Regions from separate parts of the Homo sapiens genome. Here region 2 is linked to region 1. The links are chromatin loops, found by intact Hi-C in ENCODE. Cell type or tissue: PC-9. All regions are shown on one strand. Links, peaks and the distances in the headings refer to the core of each region. The heading gives the core; the rest is flanking DNA. Region 1 overlaps SLC39A11 (solute carrier family 39 member 11). Region 2 holds the start of SSTR2 (somatostatin receptor 2).

Region 1 (2,904 bases), core at 111-2,610:
CACAGTCCATCTTTGCCCCATTGCCTGTGGCCTCTTTTTCTCAGAGAGATTGTTGAAAGCAACAGTTAAGGATCAAATGACTTGACCAGGTGAAGTAGAAACCTCCAGGTGTCTTACGCTTTAACTTCAAATAATGAGACTTATTTTACCCACTGAGCAAGTTGCTAGTGGAGTGCCAACCTGGCAGGATACCTAGGTTATTGCCAGGGCCAGAATTGTAAACCTTCCACATTCGTATGTTGAAGCCCCAACTCTCAGTATGATGGGAACCTTTGGGAGGTAATTAGGTTTAGATGATGTCGTGAGGATGGGGCCCTCATATGGGATTAGTGTCCTTTTAAGAAGAGACACCAGAGAGCTCGCTGTCTTTCTTACTTCACCCTGTGAGGACACGGCAAGAAGACGGCCCTCTGGGAGCCGAGGAGCAAGGCCATGTCAGAACCTGATGATGCTGGCACCCTGATCTCGGACTTCTAGCCTCCAGAACTATGAGAAATAAATGTTGCGGAAGCCCTGTAGTCTGTGGCTTGCTTGCTTTTTCTCTTTCTTTCTTTTCTTTCTTTCTTTCTTTCTTTCTTTCTTTCTTTCTTTCTTTCTTTCTTTCTTTCTTTCTTTCTTTCTTTTTTTCCTTCTTTCTTTCTTTCTTCCTTTCTTTCCTTTCTTTCTTTCTCTCTCTCTCTCTTTCTTTCTTCCTTTCTTTCTTTACACAGTCTTGCTCTGTCGCCCAGGCTGGAGGGCAGTGGTGCGATCTTGGCTTACTGCAACCTCTGCCTCCTGGGTTTAAGTGATTCTCCTGCCTCAGCCTCCATAGTAGCTGGGATTACAGGCATGCACCACCATGCCCAGCTAATTTCTGTATTTTTAGTAGAGACGGGGTTTCACCATGTTGGCCAGGCTGGTCTCAAACTCCTGACCTCGGGTGATCCACCCGCTTCAGCCTCCCAAAGTGCTGAGATTATAGGCATGAGCCACCGTACCTGGCCTGTGGCATTTTATAGTGGCAGCCAAGGTAAGAGAGTTGTGAAATCTATAGTGATTATCCCGGATCTTGGTGACTCAGGCCTTCTTTGTCCCTTGCATTGGTTGATGCTGCCCTCTGTGGCCACCTCACCCCTGGCTCAGTCATTGTCCTGCCCAGGACTCACAACAGCACACCTCTGTGAAGTTCCCTTCCCCTTTTCTCATGTAGACTCAGATTGCTTTCTCTGCCCTCTCCGTGTTCAGCCCGGGGTCTTGTCTGCCTGCTCTCTGAAACAGGCACCAGTCTCATCCTAGCCTGGGGTCTTGTCTGCCTCCTCTCTAAAACAGGTGCTAGTCTCATCCCTTTTCTGTCTACTGCCCACCAGTGCCTTTGTGAGGGTTCTAGTTCTCCATCAGTCTCCACCCAGGACTCTGCCCCCAACATCCAATCAGACCGGTCCAAGGTCATTTGTCATATGAGTACTTTGCAGCATTAGCACACACAACTCAATTTCTGTTGTAATGATTCCCGGCCCGTCAAGCTGGGGTGATCTGTACATTTCCAGATATTTGCAGGTAAAGTTTCTCTTCCACTGTAAGTTTTGAAAAATGGAAATATCAAACTAACATTTCAAATTTCAACAACCTGTGTATATTTGCTTAGGTGTCTGGGCTTGGGAAGCCCCAGCAGCAGGTTCCACCTTTGGTTTGTGTGGTCAGCTGAATAAGGGCCATCAGAGATACTCAGGTCCTAATCTCTGGAGTCTGTGGATGTTACCTTATATGAAAGAAGGACCTTTACAGATGCGATTAAGTTAAGGATGTGGAGATGGGGAGGTAATGCTGGATTGTCTCCAGGGTGGGCCCTAAATACAATCTCAAGCCTCCTTATAAGAGGGAGGCAGAGGGGGATTTGAACAGGAGAGGAGGAGGCAACATGACCATAGAGGCTGAATTGGAGGGAGGAAGCCCTGACAGGAGGCAAGGAACAGATTCTTCCCTAGAGCCTCCAGAGGGAGCATGGCCCTGCTGACACATTGATTTCAGTACAGTGATACTGATTTTGCATTTCTGGCCTTCAGAATTATGAGAGAATGAATTTCTGTTGTTTGAAGCCATTGCATTTGTGATAACTTGTTATAGCAGCTGCAGGGAACTCACACAGTTTGCATCTTTAGTTCTCCCCATAGTGTGCCTTTCCTCTTGCCTTGCAGGGGAGCTGGCATTGCTCTCTGCTCTGTGCCATTGAAGGAAATTTGGTAGTGAGAGCCCTTTCTCTGACCCTGTCTGACCAGCTCAGTGCTCATGGCTAATACCTTTTGGTCATCTAAAAGCTCAAAATAGAACAGTAACATTTGCACATGTTAAGTAAGAGTTTGATCCCTGACTTCTAAATGGTTTAAGAGGCACCAGAGTTACCAGTAGCGCAGGCTCTGGCATCCCACCGACTGAGATCAGATGCATGCTCTGCCACTTGCTGACTGTAGGACTTCGAACTAGTCACTCAGCCCCTGCCCCTTTAAGCCCCAATACCTACTTCATAGGAATTGTTATAAGGATTAAATGAGCTGCCATGTTCCCTTGATTGTAAGAAGCATTTTTTTTCATATTTTACTATCTTTACAATTGGGATGCATCTTACAGGCAATGGCGGGTCATTGTTTAATTGACAGCATATTTTTCTTTCTTAGTGATACCTCAAGTAATGGTATGTCTTACAATAGAATGCATTTTGTAATTGATGACTGTGGCAATCTGTGCAGATATGCTTAGCTCAAGGCCTGGAATATCCTAAGAGCATCTTAGTAATGATGCTGTTGTTATTTCAGTTGTGGCAAACAAGCAGAGGGTTTTAGGCATGTTTTCACCATTCTTTCCTAAGCCTGATAGTCTATTCCCTGCTTCCCACCCACTATGCTCAGAAAACTTATTATTTTTTCCCAT
Region 2 (2,904 bases), core at 96-2,595, 160 kb before region 1:
ATTAAATGTACAAGGAAGTTTCGTTTTCTGCATTCTTTGTTTTTCCAGCCCAAGAATTGTTAGATGCTGGAAATGGCTAGTGGTTGGTTTCCTCTGAACCATGTCCAGGCTCTGTAGAGAGGAGGGTGAGAATGGTCTCACGCACCTGCCCCCCCCGCCCCCCTTTTACATAGGGGCTGTGATTACCAGCCCAAGAAATGAGTGTTGGGATGGCGACCCGACATCAGGGGAGGTCCTAAATCCTACTCAGCTTCAGTTTCTCCTCTCCCCATCATGTTTCCCGCATTCACTTCCCACCCCCCGCCTCCCTCAGGGCCTGCAGAACCCGGCTTGGTCTCTGTGCGGCTAGAGCGAGAGCCCCCACTGGCAGGGTGACAAAAGCCCCTGAGGGCCACCGCGGCGCGTGAGCGCCTGGGAAAAGCCGGGGCGGTGCTGGCCTACGGGGTTGAGAAATGGAGGGGCGAGTGTCAGGACCGCGGAGCCGGTTGCTCCCGGCTGGCACAGAAAGTCCTCCTCCTGGCCATCCAACTCGCTGATCCTCAGAGCAAGGGTTTCCCAAAGAACTCTGTGCCATTTCCAGGAAGACGAGGCAAGAGCGGAGATTGTGGCGCCAGCACGCCCAGTATCGAAACGCACAGCAGGGGTGCCGGGTGTGGGGGGGGGGCGCTGAGGACAGAGACATCGGGGCGCAGAAGACAGTCGCTTGGGGGACTTGGCCAGCGGCTTTTGGGCACGGCCTATGCAGTGGTTTTTTCTCTCCAAACCTAGACAAACTGTCCTTTCTGTCCCGAGGTGGGGGACGGGGACGGATCCTAGATCGTTCAGCGTCTAGGGAGAGAAGCCCCTCTTTCTCCGCTCTGCGCCCGCCGCCTGCCTCTGGCAGGCTCGGATCTCCGGGTGCGCTCCCGCAGGAGCCCCAGCTGGCATCTCACGGCCTCGCTCCCCTCGCGCCAGGTCTCTTTTGTAGGGGGCTGGGAGAGAAGTTGTCACCCGTCGCAGCTACCTGAAATCTCGGGCTAAAGGGCACACGCCACGCACACGGGCATGAGGCTGCGAGGACACGTCCGTTCCAGCACACTCTACCCACAGCCCCCTTACTCAGGCAAGGGTACCCGTTGTCGTTCATTCCTACTACAATCACCCCAAAAGGCACAAGAGCGGAGAATCACGCACCGGGACCTAAGCTCAGGCACTCGGATGGGCACACCACCATCAGCGCAGATGCACACAGGTGCCCAAGTGCGCTTCTCGCTCCCTCCATCTCTCTTATCACACACACACACACACACACACACACACACACACACACACCCCTCACCTTTGCTTTTCCGCTGCAATCCGCTAGCTCCGGTCTCCGACACCCAGCGGCTGTCCCCGAGCCAGCTGGGCGCCGGGGCGCGCAGCAGCTTGGCTAGCGCCTGGCGCCGGACGTTTGGGGTTCCTGGCTCCTCGACCCTCTTGTGCCGGCTCCCGCTAGCCCCTCGCACGTAGAGAGCTCCCCTCGCCCGCAGACCCCCGGCGCCAAGCCTCAGACTGGGGCTCTGGGCGCTGGTGGTCTTGCGAGCGCGCGCGCATGGGTGGCTGCGCCGCTGGGACTGGCCCAGCCAGCCCGGGCCCCTCGGCACATTTCCCCACGCCCCCCTCCCGCTACGTCACAGCGGCTTCGCTCCGCCCCCCCAACCCCTCCTCCCGGGTCCTGCAGAAGGACAGGGGTGAGACCGGCTGAAACGCCTGCGGGTGGCCGCAGGCAGAGCTTACAGACAGCCGGGGAGCGGGGAGAGAGGGGACCCGCCTGCGGGGGCGTAAAAGGTTAAGCGTTTTCGGTCTCCTCAAGACTCATGGCAAGGACAAGCGCTATTTTCCCTCTGATTTCACAGAGTCGATTCCCTTCCACCCATATATTCTAGGCAGCTGGAGTGGCGGCCGGGGTGACCCAGACTTATACCGGGACCTCTGTGATTTCCTTAGCCAAACAAGTTAGCAAAGCTGTGTTTACCGTGGGCCAGCCCCGGGCGCAGGGCGCAGGGCCAGGCTAAGAGTAGGGAGAAAAAGGGCTCAGGGGATAGCGCTTCTCCATGCAGTTCCCAATGAGCGCAGGGAGTGTAAACCCGCACCTGGAGTCCAAGATTCAGTCCTAGGAGCCATCAGAGGGCCAGTGGACGTCGACTGGTCCCAGCTGTCCCTGCGTCCCACAGCTTGGAGGTGCAGCGGCCATACAGGTGGTCCCCTTGCTGTAGCCACGTCAGTCAGCACCTGCTGGTCTGACCCAGCACAGTCTCTCCTACATGCTGTGAGGGAGCAAAGGGGAGCAGGCAAGAAGTGGGAGTCGCATGGAGTTGCAGCTGTTTATTTTTGACTGTGATGATTCAGCCTCTTTTCCAATAGTTTAATAAGTCATAATCAATCCTGCAGCCTCCCCTTCCTCACCCTCCTCCAAGTACATAGGTATACACACACACACACACACACACACACACACACACCATCCTCAGTACAGTTTTAGAGGATGTGAAAACAGAAAGCAAACCCCAACTAGCTTTCTCTGTGAGCTGAGCTGCCTTGATTTGTCCATCCTATTATCTGATTTCCAATTCACCAGGGAAAAGTAAAAGTCCAGAAGCTGTGTGGCAGGTGGGGTGAGCCTTAGAGATAGATGAGTGACATGGAAAAGCAACCACCAGGTACAGCAGCAGCCAGCTCTCTCTTCTATCTGGGCCAAGCTGTATCTTGGGGTACCCACTGTGAGATGGGGATCAGGAGTTTCCATCTCTCTCTGAGACGTTGGTCATGATAGGGCTTAAATCTTGGCATCCTGGAGCTCAGGGTGAGATGGAAATTGAGCTGCAATTGCCTTAAGTTCCAGGAGTCAATCTGGGAGCCAGCATCTCTTTTAGACATGTGTAT

The links. Hi-C counts contacts between places; a loop is a spot of excess contacts. Peaks named below come from ENCODE experiments on the same cell type or tissue, not always from the same donor. Only the 100,000 strongest peaks of a DNase experiment are listed, where the experiment ranks them.
Region 2: it touches region 1 in a loop (3-fold over the local background); 7 of 110 quality-filtered maps call a loop at or near these places.

What each region holds. Positions count from the first base shown.
Region 1 is chr17:73,001,883-73,004,786 of GRCh38, reverse strand. All of the region lies in intron 4 of SLC39A11 (solute carrier family 39 member 11), which reads left to right. Among named protein-coding and RNA genes, the nearest start is that of SLC39A11, 89 kb to the left of the region's middle. In PC-9, for the core only: a CTCF peak has its summit at 1,131; a DNase peak (open chromatin) is centred at 1,056; H3K27ac peaks cover 835 bases.
Region 2 is chr17:73,163,703-73,166,606 of GRCh38, reverse strand. SSTR2 (somatostatin receptor 2) reads right to left here and starts at 1,597. Exons shown (of 2, transcript NM_001050.3): 1 at 1,319-1,597. RefSeq lists a silencer at 1,343-1,682 and an enhancer at 2,223-2,472. In PC-9, for the core only: no CTCF peak of the experiment used is centred there; no DNase peak of the experiment used is centred there; H3K4me3 peaks cover 792 bases; H3K27me3 peaks cover 2,227 bases.